Regions from separate parts of the Mus musculus genome. Here all the other regions are linked to region 1. The links are chromatin loops, found by intact Hi-C in ENCODE. Cell type or tissue: heart. All regions are shown on one strand. Region 1 holds the start of Hipk3 (homeodomain interacting protein kinase 3). Region 2 holds the start of Cstf3 (cleavage stimulation factor, 3' pre-RNA, subunit 3). Region 3 holds the start of 4931422A03Rik (RIKEN cDNA 4931422A03 gene). Region 4 overlaps Fbxo3 (F-box protein 3). Region 5 has its middle 2.0 kb from the start of A930018P22Rik. Region 6 holds the start of Qser1 (glutamine and serine rich 1). Region 7 holds the start of Caprin1 (cell cycle associated protein 1).

Region 1 (4,000 bases):
TTTGAACTCACCGTGTAGCCCAGACTGTTTTGAACTAGAGGTTTTCTTGCTTCAGGCTCCTGAGTCACAGGCCTGTGTCTCTCTGTCAGAAGTAGCCTGTATTTAAACATATTTGAAACTACGAGAGGATGATTAGTCTTTCCTCACTCCGGGAGGAAGTCAGTCTGTATTCTGAGATGGCTTGGCACTCACTATGAAGCCCATGGTCCTGGACTCTGCAAGATCGTCCTAGCTCAGGCTCTGGAGTACTAGGGACCAGGAGTGAGCCACTACACCCCATTTAGAACCATCCTTCTAAAAATATGAACTTAACAACCAAAGGCCACTTCATGGTTTTGAAAGACCATCTGTATGTTCCAGCTCAGAACGGATTTGGGGGGGGAAGAGACGAAGTGGATTAGGTTAGGACACAATAGGTTCCCTAAGGAGGGGGTCTATTTATCTAGCAAGCTTTACTGGGAAGGTTTAAGTTAGGTACTATATTTAGTCACTGGCAAGGCAAGGGTTAAAAGAAAGGTGACAGAAATCCTTCCTGGAATTCATAGGAAGGGGGTGGGGTGGAGTGAACTACTCAGCAGAAGGGGGGTGGGGAGCTCACTTCCAGCCTCTTCATAAATGTAGCAAAATGAGGAAAGTCTTCCATTAGGAGGCTAGAGATATGCTTGCAAAAGATATGCTTGCTTGTGAAAAGTAAATTCTAATGGAGAGAGTTCTCTATTAGTGTAGATTTCTATCTCTCTCTCTCTCTCTCTTTTTTTTAGCAATAATTTGTGTTTGGTTTTCAGATTATTGCCTTAAAAGAAATCCAATGTAAATGCTAAAGAATAAAGAATGGCTCCGACATTGCCCTCCTTTTGGATGTAGAGGGTAATCTCGAGCCTCTTCCGGTTCTGTCCATCTACCCGGCGCTGGCAATAGAGACTTGCATCACTGTGGCCATCTCATGCATACACCTTTTCTAAAAATCAGTCATTAGCTTTTCTACTTTAGTCTTCACTGTACTCCTATCTTGAAGAAAACACTGGTCACTGGAAAAAGGATTATCAGTGGCCTCGAGGGGATACCCTTTCCCCCTTTAAAGACATTCTACACAGTCCTAGTTTGAAAGGCAATAGGTAAAGGACTAGTATCTACCCAGCGAGTTGACCCTCCCTTTAGCCCCAGCTGCTGCAATGGAGAATATGTGTGGAGAAATAACATCGGCAAGCTCAGTCCTTCTAGTAAAGGAAGAAAGCAAAGGACATCTCCATTATAGAGACAGAGGTGCTTGCGTTGCGGAAACGTTAAATATTAGTTTAGAACCCAGACGAAACAGGTGGCAAAATAGGTTTACTGAATGATGGGTTGCTTCGAAGATAGATGCTTTCTGGAGAGATAGATGGAGGGGAGAGGGGTGGAGACTAAAGCTTTGCTCTTTAACCTTGCTCACGTCATCGAAACTTGTCTAAACCCTTGTCTTAGCATAAGAGTTTGGACTATGCATCAGTAAGATTCTTTCATCTCAAATTCCATGGTTCTATGGTTACGTGGGTGGAAATGGACCATTCTGTCGATTTCCTAGTTTCCAGGAGCGAAGAAACTAGCTTGGGTGTGGAACTAACTCGATGGAGAATTATCAACGTAGAGGTGGGCAGCTTCTCAACCACTGTGGTGGTGCACTTGGAAAACTTCCAAGAGAGTCCGTCCCTCATTCTTTGACGTGGTGTGACAAGTCTCCTGCTGTTTTGGAATGGGGGAGCGAGAAGGACCTATTTTAGGCTTAGATTATTCATTCTCTTTCTGCGTTTTTAGACTCCTAAGATGCCAAGAAACAGATTCTAAAGGGGTGGGAAGAGAATTAGGATGGGGTAACCTGGAAAGGCCTGTGGAATCCTGCTTCCGCATCTGAACCCCTTTGGGTATTAGGATTGTCCCTTAAATGTGTATTTTTGGGCCCGGAGTCAGGTTCAGAACTGCAGAGGAGGGCTGACGGAAGCCGTTCCTCTTGGAGGGGATGGCGTGAGAGCTCAGGGTTGGATCCGCGCGGGCCGCCTGGCGGGCTGCGAGCGTCAAGGGCGCGGCTGCAGGCGGACCCTGGGGAGGGGCTTCGCGGAGGCGCCGCGGCCCTACCCGAGCGGGGCCGCCCGGGCTCGGCGCTCAGAGCGGCCGAGCGGGCGGTGGCGCTGCGGAGGCGGCGGCCGAGGCCGGCGGGCGCGCGGAGGAGGGGCCCGATATCGGGGCGGCCTGCCGCAGCTGCCCGGGTGACGACTGCCGGCAGCGCGGCGCCCCGAGGAGTCCGAGCCGCAGGCCCCGGGCGACGCGGCCTCGCAAGCAGCCCTCGTCCTCGTCTCAACTCCGGGGAAATGGGCCCTCAGCACCGCGGGCCCTGCATCCCTTGTTGCCCGTAGGCCCCGGTGGCCCGCCGGCTTGTCACTGCCCCTCTCCCCAGTCGAGCGGTCCCCACCCCAGGTCCCCGGGAAGGAAGATGAGGGAGACGGGCCCGGCGATCGGCAGCCAGAGAAGCAGCAGCAGCGGTCGGGGGAGGGTGTTTCGCCGTTTCCTCTCAGCCGCCAGGACAAGATGGCAGCGGCCGCCGAGAGGGGCTGAGCCCCGGCTGGGTGGCGCCGCCTGCTGAAGCGCTTGGCTCCGGGTCCCCGCACGGCCCCCGCGACCCACCCCGGACATGCTCAGGGCTGCGGCCGCCCGAAGCGGGGAGAGCGCGGGCCTCTAGGAAGGTAAGGAAGCCAGGCAAGGGCGGGTAGCTCGGCGCCGTCGCGGGGCCTCGGGGGCCGGGGGAACCCTCGGAGCGACGGCTCTCCGTTCCCGCCCGGTTGTCCAGTGCGGCCGGCCCGGGCGGTTCCCGAAGGCCGGCGCCAAGCCAGGCCCGAGGAGGCCGTACGCGGGGACTGCGCGTGCTTTCCGCGCGCGCTTGGCGCAGCCTCCGGGAAGCCGCCCTGGCCGCGCCGGGCTGTCCGGGCCTTCCCCCAAGCCTAGGTTGCGCAACGGCTCTTCCCAGCAACCGAAGTTTTGTTTGGTCCCACGGGGGCCCCCCGTTTCGGCTCGGCGGCTCTAGGCCGTCACTACGGAGACCTCGTTCCTTTCATTGATGGGAGCGAAGACCAACGTGCACGCACGCCGCCGCCGGAGCGCCCAGCCCCGTGGCTGCGCCGCGGAGGCTTGGTGGCCCTGTCACCGGCGTCGCGGGGCGGCGGGTTTGGAGGGTGTCAACTCTGGAGACGTGCGTGCGTGTGATTGTTGGGGAGGAGAAATGTGATCCGAGGCTTCGCGTCCCCAGCGGCGGCGGGAGGAAGGCGTGGCGGCCGCGCGGCGGGGCTGTTGCCGGCTTCTCTCGTTACGGCGGCGGCGGCCCTCTTCCCTTCGCGCTGTGGGGAGACCAGCGGAAAGGACTCGGGACCAGAATGTCTGTTTTCCTGTCTGGGGGGAGACGGCTGTTGTAAAATGGTATGTGGATCTTGGGGGAAGCCTGTTGTTTCCCAGTCTTATCTGTGCTGGAGGAATTGCGCTGAAGGGTGTGTGCGTAAATTACCTTGGACCTGTTACAGAGTAGTCACAACATGTTCGGTCCTTGAACCGTGTTTTCACAACCTCTGGCTGGCCTGCTGCTGGCGAATTTGTTTTTCCACCTGTCAGTTCGCAGCTTATAAGGAGCTTCTATTAGCAGCAGCAGCAGCCGGTCCCCCCCCCCCCTCCCCGGCCCCCCTTAGGTTTCAGATTATGGCCCAGTTTACAGGGAAACTCATGGTTTTACGGGTCTACTTTGTTTTGGTTATCTCTCTGGTACACAGGGCTGGAAAAGTTAGCTGGAAAACCAGTCTTCGTTTCTATGTACCTCCGAGTTGTTTGGAGATCTGTTTTTTATTTTTCTATTTTAGGTCTCCCCCCCCCCCCCCCCCGTAAACTACAGCCTCTCAAATGGGGGTACTAAAAACAGTTTAACTTAATTTTCAGATTTTAATTGCCTGGTGTTTGAAAAATTTTTAAAGATTTTTTTCTTTCTGAT
Region 2 (4,000 bases), 96 kb before region 1:
CCAGCCAGGCCTACATAGGGGCAACTGTCAAAATAAAAGGGGTTTGGAGAATGGAGGTTTATAAAGTCTCATCACAGTTCTCATAGAAAACATCACACACTGTGTTACTAAGGCTTTTAACTCAGTGGTTGATTGCTTCCCTGCATGCATAAGGCCCGGGGTTCAACCTCTAGCTGGGGTGGAGCAGGATGACCCACAACAAAAACTAAAACCCGCATAGTTCTAAAACAAAAGCATGGCAAATTTTTGTCTTTACAAATTTATATAAAACAGTGAATTTCAGACACATCCAATGAAACCTCAACACCACTCCTTCACTTTCAGAAAATAAAAATGCCAGCCCGGTAAGAGTAGAGTAAAATAAACAGTTTTAGAAAAATAGTTCAAAGACACTGCATTCGTGGGCACCCTGACTTTAGATAAAATGCAAAAGCACTGCCAAGACTTGGAATTAAATTGGTCCTCAAGCGTTTCAGTCACCAAAGTAATTAAGTTCTAATTTGCCTACACTTCATTAACATACAGTCCTATTTTACCTCATCTGTCAACCTCCAATAATTTCTATTTTATTAGCTGGGGATTTGGGAAAAAGAAAAGAAATAAAAATACAAGCGTATTTCATTGCTATAGCAATAAGAAATTTAGGACTTTGTTTTCTTTTAAAACTAAATATACGTGGATCAAGATCAAAACACACACCTTTCAAAAACTCAGTTTTGTTTTTTACAGTAAAAGCCAAACACTAGCCTACAAAATTTAGGATATAAAAGAGCAAAAGAACCAAACATGGAGATGGACGCCTGGAGGCCAAGGAAGCAATCCTGTCAGAAGGTCCTGCCTAGTCAGGGCTACACTGTGAAAACCTATCCAAAACAAACAAACAGCCAAACAGCAAAAGGGTGAGATCTCCTATCTAAAAGTCCCATTTGTAAAATACTTATGTATCATTCATATCTAACCATCCAAACAGATGGTGCCTACAGTGACTAAAGCACATTTCGAGTTTTCAGTTTACCAAATTCTGCAATGTTTGCGTGGTCGTAAAAGCAAAAATAAAGTGTTCCTAAACGAGAGGGGAAGAAAGCGAATCCACAAAATTCCCCCAAAGCTCGGAAGAGCCGTGGCTCTTTTTACCTTCGCTCTCTCGGGGGCCGAATTTTCCAGACTGATTTCGTTATTTCTGGGGACAGAGGACTGGGGGGCAGACGAGGAAAACACTGCCAGCGCAGATACACGTTAGAACAATCTGGGACTACCGGAACACTAAAGTGGTATGAAATACACCGTCCCGACCGAAGAAACTGCAATGGCCAGGGCGAAGCGACGTCTCTGCCATTGTCTAAGTCCCATACTTATTCGTACGAACGCCACAGAGAAGCCCAAACCTGGGAGACTTCGGGGGATGCGCTCCCGATCCCCGGGCTCACTAGCTCTTCAGGGCCCTTGCTCACGCGAACGGGGTGCTCGCACCCACAGGGCTAGAGAGAGAAGAGGTCGCCACGAGGCCCCACCGCTCCCGTTCCTCACCTGCTCCGCGGCTGCGTCTCCTGACATGGCCTCGGGGGACTACAACGTACGCACCAGCCGGCAAAGGGAAGCTAGAAAAGGAAAATTAAACTAAAGGCAAACCCCACCAAAACCAGGAACACTACCCCTGTCCCTCAGAGCCAAAGCCGCCGCCAAATCCGCTGCCGCCGCCGCCGCCGCCGCCGCCCACTCAGATTTGAATTAAAATGGCTGCGCCCCAGCCGGCAGAGGGGGTGTGAGGCGCTTCCGTATTCACTTCCGGGACAGTGGGCGGGGCTGAGGCTTAACTCCCGGATTATTGGAGGTGCACAAGCGCAGAGCGCTCCCAGAGGGCGGGCTCAGTGCGTGAGCTAACGTCACGCCCGGAACTGATGACGCCGCTGTCCAGATTTCCGAGGCCGGCCGGAAAGATCCACCCGATTGGCCTGGGAGCTCCCGCGCTTCTTGGAATTTCACGACTGAGTTGCAGAGCCGAGCTCCTCCCTGCTGAAGCCTGACTGCCAATCCGCTCTGTACAGGCAAACTGACCATTTTAGGGAATAGCGTTGAGAGTTAGTGAATACCTCTCGTGTTTCGGGAATAAGGAGTCTACTAACGCGTTCTGTACGTTTTCTTTTCTTGGGGAGGAGAGGAACACATCAAGTCTGTTTTTTGTTTTTTTGTTTTTTTGTTTTTTTGTTTTTTGTTTTTTTTTTTTTACTTTTGCTGTCACCGTTCACTATTAGACCGGGGATTTTAGTTTAGCGTCTCACCACGATCTCTTATCTGCAAAATTGCGTTGATAGTGGCGAAGGAATGTTGCTTTGCATCCAGACTTCTCACCTACTATAGAGGAGTAGACTGGGCAATTTGCATTATCTGCGTCTCTGTTTCCTTGCCTAAAGATAGGAATAGCAACAGCAGCTAAGATTTAACTTAAAAGGTAAAAGCTCTTATTTGGCTTACGAGTAACCAGGAGGTTATTGAGCGGTGGTGGCACAAGTCTTTAATCACAGTACTCGGGAGACAGAGGCTGGATGGATCTCTGAGGGCAGCCTGGTGTGTAGAGCCCACGGACGAGGGCCATACAATGAGATGCATATATCTTTTTAAGCAAATAGATGCATGAATCAAATGTACATATATTGAGTCACTGCAACATTTGATAATGGAGTCTGAATATTTCAGAAGTCTCCCTCAATGGGGCGTTACTCTTTTAAACTGTTGCTGATGTGACTGACTTAGAAAAATATCCACAATGAGCCAGGATGGTTCAAAGAGTGGAGGTGCTTGCCGTGATGGCCAAAAAACTTGAGTTTGATCCTGGCATCCAATGAGTTGACAGGATAGAACCGACTCCAGGAAGTTATTCCTTGACCTCCACACATGCACTATGGCTTGCAAACTCCTGCACTTACAAACACACAGGCACTCACAAGATAAATATATAAATCTAAAAATAGCCACAAAATTAAGCCAGAAATATAAAATAGCTTATGTGTATATATGTGTGCATGTGTGTGTGCACGCCTATGCGTGCGTGTATTCATCAAAACATTTAAAGAGGTTATTGTTAATGTCACAGATGCAAGGAGAAAGACCACCAACCCAAATCATGATCAAGTTAATTAAAGCAAGACTTTTTTTTTTTTTTTTTTTTTTCATGCACACAGGCTGTCTCTAAGGTCTGGGTCCAAGAGATCAGCCTTGGATGTGGGGAAGATACAGGTGTTTATAGTTCAAGAGTAGAGAGTTGTCAAATGGAAGATTTTGCAGGCAAATAAGAGAGGCTACGAAGCAGAACATAACAAGCTGGTCATAACCTGAAACAAAGTCATGGCTGCCAGGTGATAATAACAAGGTGGTCAAAAGAAGGTGATCATAACAGCAGGTGAGCACAATACACTTCTGAAACAAAGGTGCGGTTGCCAGGTGATCAGAACTAACCCCTGAAACAAAGGTGCGGTTGCCAGGTGATCAGAACTACCCCCTGAAACAAAGGTGCGGTTGCCATTTCCTGGAATAGGCCATATAAAACCATTAGTAGTTAAAATAATAGGTGAGGCATAGCCCAATCCGTGAGAAACAAAGATCCAATCTTAAACAGGAATGGCTTGTCTTTATTATAAGATGGCTTTCAAGTCTAAAATGGAGGCAGGCTGGTTTATGCTATCTCTAGGTTTTATGTTACATGTTGGGGGTGTTGTCTTTTTGTTGTTTCGGTTTTTGATTTTTTTTTTCTTGTTGTTGTTTTGTTTTTGTTTTGAGACAGAGTTCAACCTATGTAGTCCATGCTGGCCTCAAGCTCACTGAGATCTATTTATTTGCCTCTGCTTCATGAGTGCTGGGACTAAAGGCATGTGCCTCCACCACCCATCAGGTTTTGTCTATTTTAATTTTCTTTTTACATTTATTATTTGTTTTTGTGTGTTCAGCCAACCTATGGGAATCTGATCTCTCCTTTCAATGTAAATGCCTCTAGGATGAAACTCAG
Region 3 (4,000 bases), 470 kb after region 1:
TACATTTAACTGGCACATGGCAGACATTCAACAAAACAAAACAAACAAACCTGAGCAGATGAATACAAAAATAAATATCTTTACACTCTAGCAATGCACACTTTATTACTACAAACTCTAGTTGGAGAAGATAGTGGGAGAGTAAGGTTGCTAAACTGAGGAGAGTGAAGTATTCCGGACAGGGAACTGAGCATACACAACCATGTGCGAGTGTTGTGCCATCTGATGGGCTGAGAAAATATGATAGTGGAGGAGAGGCCTGAAAGGCCTTAGATAATAAGCTATTGGGTAAGGGCCTTAAATACTGCAGAAGTTCAGGGTCCAGTGTTGTAAACAGGGATGTCATGGGCTTTTAAGAAAAATGACAGCCAGATTGGTCTTTAGAAGGTAACTCTGGCAGCAAGCAAGCAAAGAAAGAAGGCTATCTAAATAAGAAGTTATAGCAATAAACTATTTCAGATGAAATACATTTGAGCTGGCCAACCTTTCCTACAGAAAAACTTTCTGTGTGTTAGTACAGGCTGAGTAGGGGGAAGTGTGTTTTTTGGAAAGACAAATGTCTTAGCAGGTACGAGTGGAGGCCATAACAGAAAACCCAGGAAATATCTCTGCCACCACTTAGCTACCTGTAACTCCAAGAAATCTGTACCTCTTAAAGGCCCCTAAAAACAGAGGACATAGATGCCCAGATTCCAGTAATGAAGCAAAAACCAAAAGTGTGTCTTCCCCATGTGAGAGGGCCATTTTGCAGCCTCCACAAATATATACGGAAGCACAAGAAACCCAGGCTATGCGGTCAAGAATGTAAACAATCCTGACACAGGGGGTGAGGGTGACAAGAAAGGGGCACACGGCAGGACCATTTGTCCCTCCACGCTAAAACAGTCCTGGTTTCTGAAAGAATTCTCGCATGCCCGGTGTTTATTTTTGGAGTAAATGCTGGTCATCTGGGAAACCCTAAGGTAACTGCAGTCACCTGTAAGGCCTCACCGGAAGTCGGTGACAAAACCCAAAATCCAACCACCCACCATAAAAAGGGAAACTGACAGCCAAAAAAGTCGCCGACACAAGACAAAGTGTATGCTGCCCGCGATCACGATGGCATCAGAGTCAGAAGGTCGCAGGCCTTCTCGCGCGCGTTCTACCTGCCCACGAGGGCTCTGGTCATCAGGGACCCCAGGCGCGACAGGGATGCGCGTGGGCCGAGACAGTGGCCTTTCCACAGCGCTAGACCAGGCCCCAAAGGGCCAGCGAGGGTCCGCGGGGTGCAGGACCAGGGAGCCACCTCTCTCTTCCGCAACCCGGCCTAGCCGAGGCTTGAGGGAGAGGGCGCTAAGTTCCCGGGGACCTAGGCCTGGGCAGGGGTAAGACCTGGATGCCCAGACCGCTCCCCCGAGTCTCCTTCAGCCCCCCGGGGCGCTATGCGGGATAACGGCCGCCTTGCAGTCACCCTGCTGCGGAGGGAGCCCACGTCCAGCCAGCGACCCCGGGCCTCCTTCCCTGCCTCCTTCCACGTTCCCACCCCTGCCGAGAGCACCGCCCCATTACTTGATTAGGTCCCTGTAGTCCACGAAGGATAAGATGAGCAGCAGAGGGTCGGTGGGCAGCGACTCCAGGGTCAGCAGCCCCGTCTCGGCCTCTACGGCAGCCATCTTGCCCGGCCCGCTGCAGCCTTGGCACCACCCCGGCCCCGCCCCCGCCCCCGCCGCCCGAACCGCTCGGCGGCCGCTAGCACAGGTTAGTTATGTAACTGTCACCCGGCCCCAGCCCCGCCCCCGGGATGCCCCGCCCACCCCGCGGTCAGCCCTGCGGGGGCGCTGCTGTCCCTGCCAGTCTGTTTCTGAGTCTTTGGTCTCTTCTTCCACGCATTTTATATCTCGTATCCTCAAAGCCTCTCCCTAAATCTTACACTAACCCTACCTGGCCTTTGGGTCCCAAACCCATTGCTTCATTTCCAATCCATGGTCTCTGTTGCCAGCCTCGGACTCCCATTGCCACTCACCCCCACCTGCACTCGGAATTGCTGCTCTGAGCCCTGTCCACTTAGCAAGGAAGGAATGATGGGGAAAGAGACACAGGGGAAGGCATTCCAACTTTGAAATGATAGGGAGGTTATAATTCTTCCATGGCCCACAAGGCAAAAAACTGTCCTTCAAAAAAACCGAAAATGACCTCTGGATAAATTCCTTGTCCAACAAATGTTAATTGCCCAAGCCCTTACCACCAGGCTTCTAAACCTACTGGTCCCAGAGAAAGTTTCTTCCAACTACTTAAGTGTAAGAAATAATCAAATGTGAGTATTTTCCACCAAGTGCTATAAAACTTGTGTTTAGGACAAGGAATTTGATTCTTTTTAACCTTCTGAGCACACCCTCTTGATAAACATAAATTTGTCTTGTCTAGACACAATAGTTGGAGTGGTGGTCTCTTTCTTTTCTGAACCGGCCTGCAGGTCTGTCTGCAAGGGAGAGAGTGGGGATGGAGGGGCAAGAGATTCGAAGAATGGAAACAAGACAGGGTATATAAGCACAAGCTGGGGAGTCCAGGATGTGTCTGAGAAAAACAGGATATTATTATAGTGTGTTCAGCTGTGGTGGGCTGCTTGCAAAAACATCATGCTAGGAAAACAAGTCTCTCATCAGGGTGGAAAAGTACCAACCTGTAAGTAAATAGCCCGCGATGGCTGCAGAGATGGTAGTAGTTTCTGCTAAGAGTCAGCTCCCAACAATTTTCAACCTCAAACTTTCTTTCTTTCTTCCTTCCTTTCTTCCTTTCTTTCTTTCTTTCTTTCTTTCTTTCTTTCTTCTTTCCTTCTTTTTAAAGATTTGTTTATTATATGTAAGTACACTGTAGCTGTCTTCAGACACATCAGAAGAAGGCATCCAATCTCATTACAGATGGTTGTGAGCCACCATGTGGTTGCTGGGATTTGAACTCTGGAAGAGCAGTCAGTGCTTTTAACCGCTGAGCCATCTCTCCAGCCCTCAAATTTATTTCTAACATCAAGACAGAGGAGGGTATGATATAGCCTGCCCTTCTGACGAGTTTCTCTCAACTACTTTAACTTGGTTGACATGGCAAATTCTCAGCCTACAAGTAAAAAGTAAGGAAATTGAATTCTTTACATTTTATTTTATAAATTTGGATTTAGTACCCCAAGCATGGGGGCTGAAGTGAATGAGACCACTGTAGGACGGGAAGGTGCAATTCTTCAGCTTTGTAAAGATGCTATGGAGGGTGGGTGTGGAACAGGTATGATGGGTGGTGAACAAGGAGTAAATTCTTTTCTGTTTGTTTCACAGGGGTTGTGTGGTGAGAGAGGCTTGGGAAATCCAAAAGACGTCACAGGTCAGTCACTTACGTGGCTTGACTGTTCCATGTTCCAGTAAGTCCTTCTGGCATTAATTCACAATTCCTATCTTACCACGGACAAGATCTTGGCCCTGAAGCCTGGAGAGTACTGACAGGAACACAGTACTGGCTCTGCTCTTTAGAATGTGGAAGGGTCACTCCATAACGTTTGGTTGGGGAGGAGACAAACCCAAGTAGCCCTAGAGAGCACTCTAGGCTGTGTCAAACTGACAGTTAATGCTAACTAGAACTCTGAACAAAATACTAAAATTTTAAATGAACACAAGATCACACAGTTCCATACTGAAACTTGGGGCCAAAAGGAGGGAAATATACCTCTAAATGCATGCTTTTATTCATTTTTTAATCCTTAATTCCCCCTTCCTTAAGAGGCCTAGAAGTTCTTGTTTGGAGGTGGGGCAGGAACTGACTGAGAACAAGTTCTAAAGAATCCTTCTAAAATGATAGCCTACAGGTGTCCTCTCTCCATCTATAAAAACACCGTCTTTTAGGAGCCACGAGTACTTTCTGGTATTTATTACATCTTCCTTTTTCCAACCTAAGAGCCCTTCTTAGTGGGACAAGAAAGCTGGGAGCTACGGTTGGCTTGAGAGAGTATGAGGTAAGGCAGTGCTGTCAAGTGTGCTAT
Region 4 (4,000 bases), 460 kb after region 1:
TAGGCACACACACTAACATGTACATATACGTACTCTGCATACACATATAAAAGAAAAGGTAAAAAATAAAGAGTTTGATAGAAAAGAAACCAAGCTGAATAAAAGCCAGGAGGAGTATGGTAGATAAGGAAAGAGGCTAACATTTGTATGCTATGTGCTACATGTTAGACTACTTAATATGTAAGATTAAGAAGTAAAAACACCCCTAGCTAACAGAAAGATATAAGGGAATATATATTTACATTTCAGTAAAATTAAGATTAGAAGAGACAATATATTATAGTAAGCCAGACTGGTCCTTACCTTAGCCCTACTACTTACTGTGGAGAGTGAACTCACACTCACTCACTCACTCACTCACTCACTCACACTCACTCTCTCTCCCTCCCTCCCTCCCTCAATATGTGTATTTGTGTGTGTGTGTGTGATTGCATCTGTCTGACCTTGTTCTCCAAAACAATGAGCTAATGCCGCCCACTAGCGAGAGCTGTGGAAGGAGGGAAATGTCATGTGCATATTTATTTATAAAGTGCCTTACTGCTTTCAGTAAATACTCACCTACTCTCTTCTCCCCTCAGCTACTCAGAGAGGAAGCTGTGACGATTTATCAGAAGCCAAGACTGGGTTTATCTCTGCTGCTTACTAATTATTAAACTCTCTTTGTATCTTTTCTTTGATGTGAAGTGAAGGTACTAGTAATTAATCAGGGTTTGGTAAATAATAGCTGAGAGGCTAAATCCTTCTTATTGGAACCCAGCCACTCCCTTTTCCACTCCCTTTTGTTTCTGTATTGTCTAAGGCTGTTCCCCAGAAACAACAGACTAACTAACAGCAGAGTTAAACACAGGTCTCTGTCACAGAAACTATGGGTCAGTTCTACCAACTCTAAAATATTTACAGTCTGCTCCTTTAAAGGATTACTAAACTCCCAGCTCAATTCTAAGCCAATATACAAGGAAAATATGATTTGAAAATACACAATTAACCTCAGGATGCTCCATGACCCTTACCCCAAGTCTACCACCTATCTGCTGCTAACTTCCTCTTGAACCTGACACCTACATAACCTTAAAGCTGAATGAGGACTGTGGCCCGAGTCAGCAGCCAGGTTCCTAACTTAGTGTAGAACTCAGAGCCTGAAATTCCCAGCATCCCCAGCACTGTAGATGTTCCCAGTTAACCCGATTCCAAAACTCCTGGCAAGCCTGAGAACTGGCACCTAGGACTAGAGCAGACGTGGCCAAGAAATCTGACAGCTAGATGTACAACAGGCACAGGAACTAGGAATGCCAAAGGACGAAAGAACAAGGAGGTATGAGTCTGTCGGAAAGAACAACCATACTGCACTCTCACACTCTAAATGCCCTCATGCGGAAAAGAGAGACCTTAGATATTCTAAACAAAATGGGCTCAGTCCTCTCCCTGTAACCACAACTGAAGTAAAGATTATACTTTCAAAGTAAGTCAATTCCTGAATTTACCTTTTACCTTTTGATGGCAAATTTGGTCTTTTATGCCCTAAACTAGTACTATTTCCACAAAAAGACAATAATGATCTTCCTTACAGGATTTTTGGAAAGTGTGTCTAATGAGTGTCTACCTTTGTATTTAGTAACAGTTATTATAAACTATTACCTATCTGACTTATCACCACTGAAGACTTCTGTTCAGATGATCTCTGTCCTCTTGAGGCAGCTACCCCCAGGCTAGGGGAGTGTCACTACTCAGGTCTTCTTAGAGGGTAAGCTGTCGTGATATTAATGGGGGACTCCAGGGTCCCACCCTACTCCATCTACTAAAACCATTTATTCTGCCTTCTAATAAACACATCATGGTTTTTCTGAAAGTGACATTTTCATGAGACATTACAGTGGGAATCTGAAGAGAAGGGAATGCTATTTCAGAAAGATGGGTTCTAATGAGTCAGGAAGAACACATTCCAACGCTAGCTTCCCAAAACCAGAGCATGTGCATGGCGCCACCTAGTGAGTAAGTCTGGAAACTTCAGGTGGGAAGCAGATGAGCAGTAATAGTGCATCCTCATGGGTATTAACAAATCACACTGAAATACCTTATTAATATTTCTAGCCATAATTAGGCAATATAGTAGAGCATTGATCCTGGGGTCAGATCAGCCTCAGTTGAAACCTTAGTTTCACTACTTTGTAAACACCAAACAAAAAGGTTTTCTCACTCTTTTAGTTATCTTACATGCCTAATGACCCAACATTTGACAGGCACAAACAGGAAAGGGTACTGATACAAGTTTTCAATTAAGAAATAATCTTGGGGGCTGGTGAGATGGCTCAGTGGGTAAGAGCACCCGACTGCTCTTCCAAAGGTCCGGAGTTCAAATCCCAGCAACCACATGGTGGCTCACAACCATCCGTAACGAGATCTGACTCCCTCTTCTGGAGTGTCTGAAGACAGCTACAGTGTACTTACATATAATGAATAAATAAATCTTTAAAAAAAAAAAAGAAATAATCTTGGGCTGGAGGAATGGCTCGGTGAATAAAGCACTTGTCACATAAGCATGAGGGCTGGAGTTTGGATCCCAGGAAGCACATATGAGCTGAGCGTGGGACGCAACCAACTTGTAACCCAGCATCTGGGAGGCCGAGACGGGATACCTGGGGAAACTGGCTACTGCACTAGCCCAGTCAGCGAGCTCAGGACGAAACCCAACTCAGTACACAGAGCAGAGGACAGTCCAGGAAGACATGTAACGTCCTCTGACTTCCACACATGAATGTACATCCATGTGTACCTGTGTACACACATGCATACCACAAAAATATACACATGACAATAAGAATAACAATCATTTTTAGGACTGGTGGTATAGTTCCATTGTTGAATACTTGCCTAAAATGCATGAGACCTTGGGCTCAATCCTCATCATTGCAAAAAATAAAAATAAATCATAATGGTTATTCTCAAACAATCTTAGCATCATATATATATATATATATATATATATATAATATATGTGTGTATGTGTGAGAGAGAGTGTGTGTAAAATAAATATAATGATGAAGTAGTTCAGCTTTTTATTTTAATAACCATATAGATTCCAAGACCAATCAAAAAATCTCTAACAATATCAGCATTACACTTGCTTGGCTAGTAAAGTGTGAATGGTGACCTGGAAGAGGTTGGGTCAGTCAGATACACAGGAGATCTGAAGTTATTTAAACTACTCCTTCTTGACTAACTAAAATGTGGACGGGGGACTCTGTGTGCCAGTACCTTTCAGAGATAAAACCATCCGAGGACACCTGGGCTCCAAGTACTTCTTGAGGTCACGCCAGGCCTTTTTAATGGCGGCGTAATGGTCGATGTACCTCCCCACGTCTGAGTAGGTCTCTATGAAGAGGGATCTCCAGCACTGACTCTTCCCGGCTTTTTCTTCCCTAGGTTTAAAAAACAAGATTAAAAAATCTTTTGAAATGATATTAACATTTTTTTTTCTCTTTTCCTTTGTTTGAGATAGGGTCATATGTAGTACAGGCTGGCCTTCGACTATCGATGTAGGTAAGGATAGCTTTGAATTTCAGATCCACATGCCTCTAGCTGTCAAATGGTAGAATTAAAAATGTGTACCACAAACCTGGCTTAGCATGTAGTTTTGATATTAACCAACACACTTTATTGGGAGTTTATGGTAACTCTGCCTTTTTATTTTCTTAACTTATTTTTTTGGCTACAAAGAGAACTAGATAGCAAGAAATGATACATTTTAAAAAATGAATAGTTACTACTGTCATGGTAGGGTCACTTATTTTCTCACTTTCTGCCTAATTTTTTCAAGTTTCCCAGTTCTTAACAAAATATATGAATAGTATATCAGTACAAAGTAAGTTTCAACTTACTTCTAAAAAGGTATCAGTTGGAAACAAACCTTTTGAAACAGAGTACGTAGCTCTGGCTGGCATGAACTATGATCCCTGTCTCTTTACCTCCCAAGTGCTGAGGTTACAGGTGTGTGTGACTGAAC
Region 5 (4,000 bases), 370 kb after region 1:
CCACCCTTCGCTCTAGCTACGCCCCTAGGAGGCGGAGCTCTGGAGAGCAGAGGCCCCGCCCCACGAGTCAGCTTCGGGCAAAGCTATCGTCCTTGACCTCTTTTGGTGCAGCTGCTGCCCTGCACTACCCGCCCCAAAATAGCCCAGGCACACTTTAGTCTCGGGCCCTAGACTCCTCCCAGAAGCCTTCAATTCTTTTCTGCTGCTAATACTGCACACAGAGTTGGCCGAGGCTGAGAGAGAAATTCAGCTTTCTCCTTTTATCAGGGAGTGGAAAATATTTCCTAACAACCAGACCCTTTGTCCTAGCAATCTTGACTCATTATTTAGAAACTGAAAAAAAATGTGTGGCTGACTTCATTCTCTACAGAGGGAGAAAAGGAAATTTTTCTGGTAAATGTAGAGATGCTATGGAATATTCTGGAAATGGGGAAGCAGTCTGAGTTTGTAATGACCCTGAGGCAAACAACTTTTTTTTTTTTTTTTTATGAAATGCAGTTTAATTCTCTTCTGAACACATAAGTTATCAGGAGCTGACAGGCAGCAAAACACCAAAAGGAAATTATGGGGCCCACCTCAAACACCACACCCATCCCTGAGAACTGGATGTTCTGTCCAAGAGACATGTACAGCTCATTTTTATGAACTATGAGCCAGTAACTAAGGAGAAGTCAATTTCCTTCAGGCTGCTTACTCTTTTAATGATCACCTGCAGGAATGAGCAGGGAGGGTTGGAGGTCATGGAAGCGCAGGCTCAGCTCCGTGAGCGAACTTGTGTATACAGATATGTGCTAAATACATGGGGTGGGGCAGCAAAAGATGGAGTCTGATATCCAGACTGCTAGTCTTGGGCAAGCAGTTTGACTTGGAGGAGAGGCTGGTTGTTTGCTTTTGTGTAACCCAAGTTGGATTAGAACTTCCCATGTGGTCGGCCACATAATTCCAGCAATCCTCTTGTCTCTCTTACCTGGCAGGCGTCAGAGACGAGCATCACCATGCCTAGCATGTCGCTGGACATGTACATGTTTTCTCTCTTTTCCTTTTTAAGTTTTATTGTGTGTGGAACCATGAGTGTGTGTGTGTGTGTGCACTCAGATGCCCACAGAGGTCAGGAGGATATGGGTGCCGGAGACTGTATCAGATCAGGGTCTTCTGCAGGAGCACTCAATGCTCGTACCGGACTAACCCATTTCAATAGCACTGTTTAGTTGTTTGTAAAATAGGTCTGAGCCCCTCCTCCACCTCCTGCATCAAAGAGCAAAGGATATTTTATTACTCAAACAAGAGGAACCTGAGCTAAATGATGAAATATAAAGTAGGTGTGCTCAAGAGCAGCTTTCCCGTTAGTGAAATATTTATATATGTCATCATCTGCCCCTCATCTAGTTGCTTGCAGATGGTCGCTGGTGAACATGGGCACATTCTGGCTTGTGAACCAAAGAGGGCATCTTTCCCTCCCGCTGCATGACCTGTTGTTTTCTCTTTCTAACTCCAATACATTGCCCTCAAGTTCCCTTTTGTGTCTTGCTTTTAAAATTCTTTCATCTGTGACATCAAGAACCTGTTTTTATAAGGGACTCTGTGTCCCACCATGGCAAGGCTACGGCTGTCTTCCTGGCCTCTGATCTTCAAGTCCCTCTTCCTGGCAGCAGGCTGGCTCTTTCTGGAGGTTGTTTGTGCCATAATCTAAGGGCCATGCTATTCTAAGAAACACAAAACAGCCTTTTATTACTAATCTGAATTAACCATTGTGCTGGTGTGGACATGAGGGCTGGGGTACTCCCATCTCCTTCTCAGTTCCCAGTATTTCAGAAAAACGTTCTCAAAAATGCAGTCCAGCCTTTATGTTTGTTTTCTAGGTAGATGTATTTGTGGAGGTAGCAAAAAATAAAATAAAATAAAATTATCAAGTTAACAAACTTGAAGTTTGAGAGTGAGGCCAGTGGAGTAGAGTATAAAGGCAGCTGGAAGCCCAGACACCCATGGAAACCTCATCAACTGAAAACAAAAAGTTGTGCTGACTTTGGTTGGCTTTCTCCAGCTAGGCTCCATGCCCCATGGTTTCCAGAAACTCCAAAAATAGCACCACCAGCTGAAGTCTACCCAGCCTAAAGCAAAGCCTGTATGGCAACCTTAACAGAACTGAAAGCTTGAGAATTACATCTGGAAAGTGCGGAGCCCTATAGTGGGGCAGGATGGACAGTGCGGCCGGTGGCCAGCAGGTGCTGCTGCTTGGTGTCCCAGTGACGGTGTGGTGCGATCCCAATCCTTTTCCTTTGCTTCCTTCACCCACAGAGGCTGGAGAAAATAAACTCTGGCTTTCCCCGTTCCTCTTGCAGCTCACATTCATTCTTGTAACACTTTCTGGTTACAAGATCCAGATCCAACCAGAATATACAAACAAGAAGACAGACAGTGGGGAGTCTTATAAGAATGATTTTAATTTCCTAGTAAGGAAAACTAAAACACGGTTTTCCCGTCATCTCTTTCTGCCTTGGATGCAGTGCCGGAAGGTCTATAGTGACTGTGTTTGTGAGGGAAAGACCCAGGAATACCACCAATATAGAGCAGCCCAATCAGTGTTGGGCAACTGAAACACAGCTAGCAGCTGCTTATTTCTGGATCATGTGCAGCAACAAAACAATCAGATCTGATTGCACTCTCTCTGAAGTTGGGTTGTCTGTAGTTTGTAGCTGAATACTGGAGAAAGGCGCAGTTTCAAGAACAACAGATTTATTTTGTTTCACTAGTCCTCGAATAGCTTCACTTGGCTGACAGACACTCTGGAGGAAAACATGCCCTGTTCTTTACGTTTTTTGTTGTGGGAGTTTTCATTAATAGTTTCCAAAGACTGATATGATGGATGTGATTTCCCAAAAGGTAACAGAAGTTTCTGTTATTAGAAGGGAGGGACCAGAAACCAAGTGACAAGGAGTCAAACCTCCCGTGGCAGCAGGTCCCTTCAGCATAACCAACGATGCCCAGACTTGCTGCTCACAGCCTCCTATAGCACAGGGCTTTGTTCCCATCAGCTACGCCTTTTCACCAGTAACTGTCTCAGCCAAGTCGCTTTGGTTGCAACAGATAGAAACTTGGTCAAATAAGTTAAAAACTCAGAACATGGGAGAAGGGACTAGTAAGGGGAGGACTTATATAATCCCAGGGCAGAGCTGCTTAAACCCAATAGCCTAGCCTGGGAAGTAGGTACCATCTGTGATCTATATCTGTAATCTGCAAATACTTGATGGATTTAGGTATAGGCAATACTATTCATATGGAAAACTGAGAAGAATTCCATGGGCTAGCATGCTTACAGTACTGCCGGGCACAAAAGAAGCCCTAGGGTTGTAGCTGAGATTTATGGCATAGGCCTGAAACAAAAGCTTACTCAAGAGGCCAAGACTGGAAGAGCAAAGTTTCAAGGTCTGCCTAGGCAGTATGACAAAAACCTATCTCAAAATAAAACAGGTCTGGAGTTGTAGCTTATTGTGAATGCCTTGGCAGTGTACAAGAGCACAAGGCCCCAGGTTCAATCCCTCATACAGTGGGAGTAGAGGTCTCAGACAGGCACTGCACTCCCTGCTGAAAGGTCATTCATTAATCACCAGTTATTACTGGGTTCATACTAGTAGAGTTTACAAATTACAACTCAAAACTCCAAGTGTGGCCCAACAGGAGTCACTACCAGCCACCACAGCCACATAAAGGTTTCCTGACAGCCAGATTAGCTGGGATTTAAGGAGTCAAGAATAGCAAGGCCAAGAAGAGCAATGTCCCCACCCACCCACCAGGGTGCTAATAATCACAGAGGCTGAATACCCACTCCATAGACTAGGAAGCCTGAGCTCCCTCCCAATCATCCCCTGCAGCACATAAGCTGGCCTTCCCCTTTGCCAGGGGCTCTGGACCTACCCAGTAGCTGGGGGAAAAGTGATATTCTTGTTTCTAACAGGTCATTGTAGGCACTCATCCAGAAAGTAAGGCATTCAATATGGTCATT
Region 6 (4,000 bases), 320 kb before region 1:
TGGCCTCTCCTGACACCTGCATATACATGGTACCCTGACATGCAGGCAAAACATCCATGCAAGTAAAATAATAAAATAAAAGCCTTATTTTTTTTATTATTTACTTTTGGTTTTTCAAGACAAGGTTTCTCTGTGTAACAGCCCCTGGTTATCCTGAAACTAGCTTTGTAGACCAAGCTGGTCTTGAACTCACAGAGATCTGCTTGCTGGGGTTAAAGGCAAATACCACCACACTCAGACCCAAAAAGCAAATTAAAAAAAAAAACAAAAACCCTCTATTTTGTCATATTTATTTTTAATTATTTTGAAGTGCTGGGGATTCAACCCAGGGCATATGTTAGGTGAGAGTTTTCTCTGAGAGCTACATCATCACCACCACACACACAACTGGATTTCTTATTTAAAAACAAGAAAAGCAACGCTCATTCTAAACTTTTGATCCGGGAACAGGCTTGAACCGGCTTGGTTAGGCTTGAGTTGAAACAGACATGCAAAGCTTGCAGTGGTGGGGCACCTTGAAACAGACATGCAAAGCTTGCAGTGGTGGGGCACCTTGAAACAGACATGCAAAGCTTGCAGTGGTGGGGCACCTTGAAACAGACATGCAAAGCTTGCAGTGGTGGGGCACCCTTCTTAAGATCATTCATTCATTCAGGATGAGTTTAAAAGTCAAGGATACATGGCTTTACAACTTTAAAATATTTGCTTACCTGTATCAGAGTTCCACACTGTGCCCTATAAACATGTATACATATATAAAGTTATTTAGTAATGATATTCATAAGAACCTAACAGTTGAGAAAATACTCGTATTGTTTTTGGGTTAAACAAAACTTTATTCAGGAAGATATATGGAAATAAGAATATTATTTCAAATTACTACAATTTTTCCTTAATGTCTTTTCTCTGATTTCTGTGGTATAAACAAACTGCATACTGTTGTAAAGACTATAAAGGTTTTACTGCCACTTGTTTGGATTTAATCTGTAAACTCACCCTTCAATACTGGTTGTATCTCCAACTAAATTCTATAAAACATTTACAGCATACCACTCCGTTTCCCACACGTTCCACAGAGACAAAAATTTAGTGCTCACAAAAGTACTTATAAATATATTAGCTAGTTGTGAAGACTTGCTTCATTTAGACTCCAGATCACCAGTCTGCTGGAAGTAAATGTTGTAGAGGGAGGAGGATATTTGCCGTACTTCTCAGCTGGATCTGAGATTTGGCAAATTCCTTCCTCAAGGAAAACCACTTTCCAAAGATATCCTAGGTAAATGCTTAATGAGATTAACATAAAACTGGAAAGGTCTACTGCGTCCACACCTTCGAATTCATTTGTAAATTACCACTACTTTCTTTTCTTCCCCACCGGGGGACCAGGCTGCAAGAGTCACAGGTGCAGAAGGTTTTTCACTAAAAACAGCATAGAAACAAAAGAATGAAGGCGCCAGGAGGAAAACATAGTCTCAGAACAAAATCAGTCTCGGAGGGGATGGCAGATCTAATGGCAGGTATTACAGAAGTTTAGATAGTCACCAGAGATAGAGAGTATCAGCTCTATTAGGTCTTCCGTTACGCCTGTCTGATTGGCTTAAACCTTTGTGCTAGTCTTTATCTTGAGAGATCTCTTTGCTAAGCACGTGATAGGTGTTAAGCCAATATTGATTTTTTTTAAAAGGAGAGATAGTCATTAAATCTAAGCTTCACGGTTAGTTTTAACTTTCAACTTATGGATCACAAGCCAAACGATTCATATGATCCCTGAATTTCATTACTCATAAGGAGAAACAGTTCGGGTAGGCACGACCTCAAAGTCATCAAATTACTCACACCACACAGCTTAGAAGTCCGATAAGGCAATGTTTGGGTAGAGTCTTGCAGAGATTAAACATCTTGAGCAGAGAGCCCCAACAAAGTGCATAGTGAGTTCGAATGTATTGTAATTAAAGTCATCCAGATGGTAGTTGGACTAATCAATGATGAGGCGGTATTTATCTTGGGATAGAAGATTCTGAACTCCAGAGTAAGAAAATCCCCAAGGTGGGGGGTGGGGACAGTTAATAAGTGCCCCTGGGAAAGGCCCATTCAGCTAGGGCTGCAAAATTCGTTTGAATTTGAATCAATTTGAATAGAAATCTCCCCCAGGAAGCAGGAACCAGATCCTCTAAGCCCAGCAAACTTTGGGCAGGAAGCGAGTACTGCAAAGCAACAGTCCCTTGTCTGTGGTTTGGGGCGCAGAGAAAGAAATCACAAGCGGGAATCGAGTGTTTGAGTTCCTTCAAAGAACCCGGGAGCGCAGAGTAACGAACTCCAGGCACAGTGCTGGCAAGCCCTCTCCTGTCCGCACCCATGCGGGTGCTCCGGCGCGTAGGCCTTCTCTTCACCGCTAGGGCGTCCACGGAGCAGCCCTCGTCCGGCCCGGCTCCCGAATCCGCAGCCAGCAGCGCGGGGCGCCGAGGGGGGCGGGGCGACGAGCGGGCGGAGGGCGCGGGAGGTGCATCCTGGGAAATCCAACAACATGGGGCGCCCGGGCTGCGGGCGCTGTGGCCGCCTCGCGTCCCGGCCGCAGGCGCCGCCGCTCTCCTGACGTCCGAGCCGAGGCCCGCCCGCCGCAGCCCGGTTCCCCCGCCCAGGCGCCCCCGCCCCCCGGCCGCGCCATGTGAGGGGCAGCTCCCGCCACCGCCTCTTCCTCCCCGCGCCTCCCGCCCGCCCCCGCCGCCTCAGCCCCCGCCATGGACGCGCACTACGCGCCCGCGGGCTTCGCTGAGCCTCCCGCGCCCCCCGCCAGCGCCGCCACGCAGCCCGCTGCCCCCGCCTGGGCCTACGAAGCCCGGGTCCCGGCCGCCGCCTCCAGCCCCAGCTGCAGCGGCAGCAGTCCCAGCCTCAAGGCCAGGTAGAGAGGGTGGGCGCGGGGTCTCACTGGGCCAGGAAAGGCCGCGGATGCGCCGGGGCCTGTGCCCGCCCCTCTCGGGGGCCCAGGCCGGGTGGGGAGCCTTCGAGGCGCCCTTCTTTGCTCCCGGGAGAGGCGGTGGACAACTCCTGGCGGGTGGTCCCGGCTGGGAGGGGGCGCATGGTGCAGGATTCGCTCCTGGGGCGGGTCGGGGCGTGGGGCAGAAAGGGAAGGTTGGGTGGGATGGAGGGGCGCAGTCACCTCTCGGTGCTGGACTCCCACATGGTAAAGTTTAAGCTCCGGGCTGACCTCGGTATCTGGGGAACCGGGACTGACTCCGCGGGGAGGCCTAAAGGGGCGCCGCGGAGTCCTGGGCAGTGACATTCCATTGTATTGGAATCTGGGTGGCCGACAATGTGGTGTTGGGGGCTTCGGCAGTGTGAAGGTGAGGGCGGTGGCAGGGCATGACGAGGAGCGGGGCCGTGTCGCTGACACTGGGGGTCCTGGGATGACTGGGCTGCAAGAGAACCCCCAGGGCGGGACACGAATGCAAAGCAGGGGCTGGGTGACATATGTTTATAGTGATGTAGTGTTCCACGCGTTCAAAGTTGCTTTTGGGTTTCCTCTGCTTTTAACAACGGCAGGAAGTCAAGATTCCCTCTTGGCTTTCAGTGTCTGGGGGTGACTGAGTTTTGGGAAGCGTTGAGGGCTGGTGGTCAAAGAAGGCTCTAGAGGTCGAAGACCCAAAGCATGCTTCTCCGTCTCCACTTCATTGTATAGTGCGGCTCTCCAGCATGGGCAGTAGACCCCAAAATGGGGACTCCTGTTTGCTATTTAAGCTCGCGAGAAATGTGTAGCAGTACTACACTTTGAAATGGTCACATTCGAATGATAACTGGAAGGCGTGGTCTGGCTTTGGGAGCGGGGTACTTTTTAAAAACCGCCTCCCCTAAACAATACTCGATCTAGTAGGTATAGCTTCTGACCCAAGAACAGGGAAATCCTGGCTGGTAATGACTTCATCCTCAGCTACCAACAGGAAGCCTTGTACCTATGTGATCTCACCAGGTTTCTAAACGATTTAAACGACACGAGTGAACTTTT
Region 7 (4,000 bases), 700 kb after region 1:
ACTGAATCTGACCCTGGTTACCATCTTTCACTGCTCTACAGTTACAATGTACAATGAATCCGCCTGCCTGCATTGCTTCTGCTTCACTGTACTACAGTGGGCTGGCTCATTCCCACAGTCTGTTCCTTGGTCTCTCGGCTTCTGGTTTTATTTTAGCCTCTCATCTCTAGTACACATTTCTTGACAACTCTTTATACAGCAGTAAGGGTGGTTTTAAAAATTTACTTTTTGGCTTTCTGAGACTGGGTTTCTCTGTGTAATAGCCCTGGCTGTCCTGGAACTCTCTGGGTAGACCAGGCTGGCCTCAAACTCAGAGATCCACCTGCCTCCCCAGTGCTGGGATTAAAGGCCTGCACTGCCATGACAGTAAGAGTGATTTAAACCACATTTGATGAAATTAACATTCCCTATGTCACTCAGCAAATATCGAAGCCAGGCCCCTTTATGGCTTTCTTTTTTATTTTTGGTTTTTCGAGACAGGGTTTCTCTGTGCAGCCCTGGCTGTCCTGGAACTTACTCTGTAGACCAGGTTGGCCTTGAATTCAGAATATCTGCCTGCCTCTGCCTCCCAAGTGCTGGGATTAAAGGTGTGCGCCACCACTGCCCGGCTTATGGCTTTCTTTCTTACTCTTTCTAGCCACTGTGAAACACATTAAGGTTTTGCCATATTCTCCTATGTCACTCTTGTTCAGTCTGGAACTTACTAGGTAGACTAGGCTAGTCTAGTAGTCTTGAGCTTAAGAGGCCTGCCTGTCTCTGCCTCTCCAGTGCTTGGATTAAAGGCAGGAGCACTAACCAAGCTCCTCTCAGATCTTGCTCAATGGTGTTTCTTTTACTAGAAAGGTCCTCCTCTAAGCTCTCTTTGCTTCCTCCAGTCCTGGCTCAGAAGTACCCAGGAAGGTTTTCATTCCCCATCACCTTTTTTTCTTCCTTTGGTTTGTTATTTTTGTGCATACCTCCCAATACAAACACTGTGAAAAAAAAAAAGCTGTTTTGTTCACCATCTCTAGCACTGCAGATTTCCTAGCATGCCATAAGGTGCTCGATAAATACTTAAAAGCACAGATTACAGACTTTACAGTTAAGTGGAGTGAGTATCTCAAGGCCACGGGGTGCTGCTGTTTCTCCAGGCTCCCTCAGGATATACTGGTGCCAGCCAGTGTTAGTCATTTTAATTCTTTGATAGAACCCTCTTCTAAATTTCCTTTTCATGGATTTTAAATTATAAATTGGTCATTTACTGCTCTCATACATCATGTTGCTGAATTTTCCACGGATCATATTCCTTTTAGTACCTTTCTCTAGATCACTCATTTTTTCCTTTTACTCGTTATCCACCCTCTTTGACCACCCCCCCGCCCCCCAAATAATTCTCCTGGACAAAAAAGTGCCCCCCTCGCACCCCCTCCCGGCATCTTGCATAGTCTTTAAAGTTTTGGGTAAAATCTTAAACAAATCGGGTAAAGATAAGTAATTCCTGATAGGGCGTACTTATCTATCTCAGGGTAGGAGAAGACGGGTTTTTAACATGACTGGGGTAATTAAGGAGATCAAAAAGCCATGAAGGATGTTCATTCTCCATGCCTAGGTTATTGTATAATTATTATGTGGCAAGTTGCCTTTTCTCAGACCTTTTAGGGTGAGTTTGCATGCTCTCCATACAGAAGGAATTCTAGAAGCTGGGATTGCACCACCCACCCCACGCACCCCTTACTTGCAGAAACCTTTGCCCCTCCAACCCCCACTCCCACCAAATAAGGGCTCTACAAGGGGCAGTCCTCAGCTCCAGAGCCTGAGGCTTGACACCCATTGTCCCCGTTAGGATGTCAAGAGATTTCGCCTGAAGGACCCCAGCTTAGGTTTCACTCAAAACTCAAGGATCTGGGATAACGGTCTCCGTGAGGGTACTTTCCAGATATGCAAAGGGACAGGAACCTGGCGCCGAGGACACGGCCCGACGGGAGGCGCGGTCCGGTGACCTTTTTTCGACAGGCATTCCAGTCGGGCAGCCTCACCGGCTTGAAGGCCCTCGCTCCCTATTGCTCCCGCCCCCCCTCGTTGCAGAGCGCTGGCTGGCTAAGTCCCTCCCGCGCCGGCTCTTGTCCCACTAGGAGCAGCTCAGAGCCGCGGGGACAGGGCGAAGCGGCCTGCGCCCACGGAGCGCACGTCTCTGTTCTCAACGCAGCACCACCCTTGCCCCCCTCGGCTGCCCACTCCAGACGTCCAGCGGCTCCGCGCGCGCACGGTGAGCGCCATCCCGGATCAAAGGCGCCGAAGGGGAAGAAGGCCGCTGTACCTGGGTGTCCTTTTTACCTTCGGAGCGGTCCGAGCGGCTGGGAGGGCTCGCTCAGGGCCTCCCCACCCCCACCCCCAACCCGGTCACTCCAAGTGCCCTTCTCCACCCCTGGCCCTGACCTTTGTCCCTCTCGTTCTCGCAAGGCAACGGGTGCCACTTGCCCCGATGGGGACCGTTGCCCTGGCGGTTGACGGCGGCCGTGCCAGGCCCCGCCCCCGGCGCGAGCTTGGTGCCCCGGGGAGGGGGGAGGGGCGGGCGGCCCGGCGCCCCGCTGGCGGGTCGCGCGCGTGCCCGTGGGCCCCTTCCTGCCGGCGGCGCGCGCCGCCCCCTCCCCCCACCGCGCGCGCGCGTAGCCGCCTGCCCGCCCGCCCGCTGCGCGTTTTGTCCCGCGTCTCTCCCCGTCCGTCTCCTGACTTGCTGGTCTTGTCCTTCCCTCCCGCTTTTTTCCTCTCCTCTCTTCTCGGTCTAAAGATGCCCTCGGCCACCAGCCACAGCGGAAGCGGCAGCAAATCGTCGGGACCGCCGCCGCCGTCCGGTTCCTCCGGGAGTGAGGCGGCGGCCGGGGCAGCTGCGCCGGCTTCTCAGCATCCGGCAACCGGCACCGGCGCCGTCCAGACCGAGGCCATGAAGCAGATTCTCGGCGTAATCGACAAGAAACTTCGGAACCTGGAGAAGAAAAAGGTGCGAGGAGTTAGTGGAGAGGGAGGGCTCGTGGCTCCAGCCCTACACCGGTCCCGGCGGTGGATGGTGCTCCTTGCCCAGAAAACGGGCGCCTCGGGGAGGTGCCTGTCACCTGACCCCAACGCGGCGCTGCCTCTAGGCCTCGGTTACTCACATCAGGCTGAGCGGGGCCTTTCCGCCTGGTGACCGGTTGCTTGGGTGGTGGGCCCGTTGCTGGGTATGCTCCCAAACTGAGGCCTGACTTTTGAAGGAGGCCAAGGGGAAGAAACAGTGTGCCCGGCCCGATTGCTCGTGGAGTTGAGCGGTCCATGCCTTGTAACTGTGGCGTTTGCCTTTGGTACCTAGGCTGGGGGCTGGTGGAATGGCTCTCTTCCCAAGAAAAGATATGTGTCTAGACCTGAACTAGGGTTGCAGTCCCGTCAAGTCCTAGTTAAGCGGGCCTTTGCTTGGGTACCCCCGCCCCCTTCCGATGGGCTCCCTACGTTTCCCCCTTTGTTTCGATTGTCTGGGTGCTTGGAACCTCACGCCCAGCCTAGTCACGAGGTAGTTTTTAAATGAGTGTTTTTTGTTGTTGTTTTTTGCCATGACCTTTTCTTTTTAATTTATTATTTTTTACCGCTTCAGCATTCTAAAGGGTCAGGGAGATTTCCTTGATCTTTCGGAGGTGGATCTAGTTTAGACTGGAGACTGCCTCTGGGTCTCTGGGCACATGGAGTGTCTAACATGGCGGCGGCTGCGGGAGAGGGAAGCGCTGTACAGGAGCTGCATTGTGAGCACAAAGCGAAAGCAGAGGGGGAGGGCAGAGACCAGGCAGCAGCCCCGCCTAGCCCCCCCTCCCAAAAAGTCGAGCCACACCCACACTGTTTTGGCTTTAATATTTAGCCATTCTGGACCATACTGTTAGATTACTTAAACCGGCTTTTTTGTTTTATGCGTTTAGTGTAGGACCGTATACCAACACAGTTTAGAGGAAGAGTCTGGGTAGAAGTAAATTTCTACCCTGATTAAGAAAAGTAGTGGAAA

The links. Peaks named below come from ENCODE experiments on the same cell type or tissue, not always from the same donor. Only the 100,000 strongest peaks of a DNase experiment are listed, where the experiment ranks them.
Region 2: a loop joins it to region 1, with 3 times the contacts of the local background. A loop is called at or near these places in 17 of 42 quality-filtered maps.
Region 3: a loop joins it to region 1, with 2.5 times the contacts of the local background. A loop is called at or near these places in 2 of 42 quality-filtered maps.
Region 4: a loop joins it to region 1, with 3 times the contacts of the local background. A loop is called at or near these places in 2 of 42 quality-filtered maps.
Region 5: a loop joins it to region 1, with 2.9 times the contacts of the local background. A loop is called at or near these places in 3 of 42 quality-filtered maps.
Region 6: a loop joins it to region 1, with 4 times the contacts of the local background. A loop is called at or near these places in 2 of 42 quality-filtered maps.
Region 7: it touches region 1 in a loop (4-fold over the local background); 3 of 42 quality-filtered maps call a loop at or near these places.

The regions. Positions count from the first base shown.
Region 1 is chr2:104,492,662-104,496,661 of GRCm38, reverse strand. It overlaps Hipk3 (homeodomain interacting protein kinase 3), which reads left to right and starts at 2,173. Exons shown (of 16, transcript NM_010434.2): 1 at 2,173-2,714. In heart, CTCF peaks have their summits at 2,025, 2,614 and 3,281; DNase peaks (open chromatin) are centred at 2,081, 2,431, 3,081 and 3,561; H3K4me3 peaks cover 2,865 bases; H3K27ac peaks cover 3,652 bases.
Region 2 is chr2:104,588,230-104,592,229 of GRCm38, reverse strand. Cstf3 (cleavage stimulation factor, 3' pre-RNA, subunit 3) reads right to left here and starts at 1,746. Exons shown (of 21, transcript NM_145529.3): 1 at 1,528-1,746. The coding sequence starts at 1,554. In heart, a CTCF peak has its summit at 1,776; a DNase peak (open chromatin) is centred at 1,879; H3K4me3 peaks cover 3,025 bases; H3K27ac peaks cover 2,955 bases.
Region 3 is chr2:104,025,515-104,029,514 of GRCm38, reverse strand. 4931422A03Rik (RIKEN cDNA 4931422A03 gene) reads left to right here and starts at 1,154. Exons shown (of 5, transcript NM_175161.3): 1 at 1,154-1,737; 2 at 2,228-2,293; 3 at 3,303-3,385. The coding sequence starts at 2,292. Fbxo3 (F-box protein 3) reads right to left here and starts at 1,716. Exons shown (of 11, transcript NM_212433.1): 1 at 1,549-1,716. The coding sequence starts at 1,652. In heart, CTCF peaks have their summits at 1,620 and 1,820; a DNase peak (open chromatin) is centred at 1,754; H3K4me3 peaks cover 2,151 bases; H3K27ac peaks cover 1,628 bases.
Region 4 is chr2:104,033,012-104,037,011 of GRCm38, reverse strand. Fbxo3 (F-box protein 3) reads right to left here. Exons shown (of 11, transcript NM_212433.1): 3 at 3,253-3,416. Among named protein-coding and RNA genes, the nearest start is that of 4931422A03Rik, 6.7 kb to the right of the region's middle. In heart, a CTCF peak has its summit at 1,990 (motif pointing left); DNase peaks (open chromatin) are centred at 1,211 and 1,981.
Region 5 is chr2:104,118,720-104,122,719 of GRCm38, reverse strand. No RefSeq gene overlaps it. Among named protein-coding and RNA genes, the nearest start is that of A930018P22Rik, 2.0 kb to the left of the region's middle. In heart, CTCF peaks have their summits at 67 and 2,202 (motif pointing right); a DNase peak (open chromatin) is centred at 709; H3K4me3 peaks cover 316 bases; H3K27ac peaks cover 2,845 bases.
Region 6 is chr2:104,815,499-104,819,498 of GRCm38, reverse strand. Qser1 (glutamine and serine rich 1) reads left to right here and starts at 2,803. Exons shown (of 12, transcript NM_001123327.2): 1 at 2,803-2,899. It overlaps 2310047K21Rik (a long non-coding RNA gene), which reads right to left and starts at 2,577. Exons shown (of 3, transcript XR_003953885.1): 1 at 997-2,577. It overlaps Gm39898 (a long non-coding RNA gene), which reads right to left and starts at 668. Exons shown (of 2, transcript XR_866613.1): 1 at 629-668; 2 at 293-590. In heart, CTCF peaks have their summits at 2 (motif pointing left) and 2,368; DNase peaks (open chromatin) are centred at 2,488 and 3,408; H3K4me3 peaks cover 3,086 bases; H3K27ac peaks cover 2,992 bases.
Region 7 is chr2:103,795,708-103,799,707 of GRCm38, reverse strand. It overlaps Caprin1 (cell cycle associated protein 1), which reads left to right and starts at 2,068. Exons shown (of 19, transcript NM_016739.3): 1 at 2,068-2,245; 2 at 2,768-2,977. The coding sequence starts at 2,768. In heart, CTCF peaks have their summits at 2,226 and 2,427; DNase peaks (open chromatin) are centred at 2,067, 2,497, 3,227 and 3,737; H3K4me3 peaks cover 2,999 bases; H3K27ac peaks cover 3,207 bases.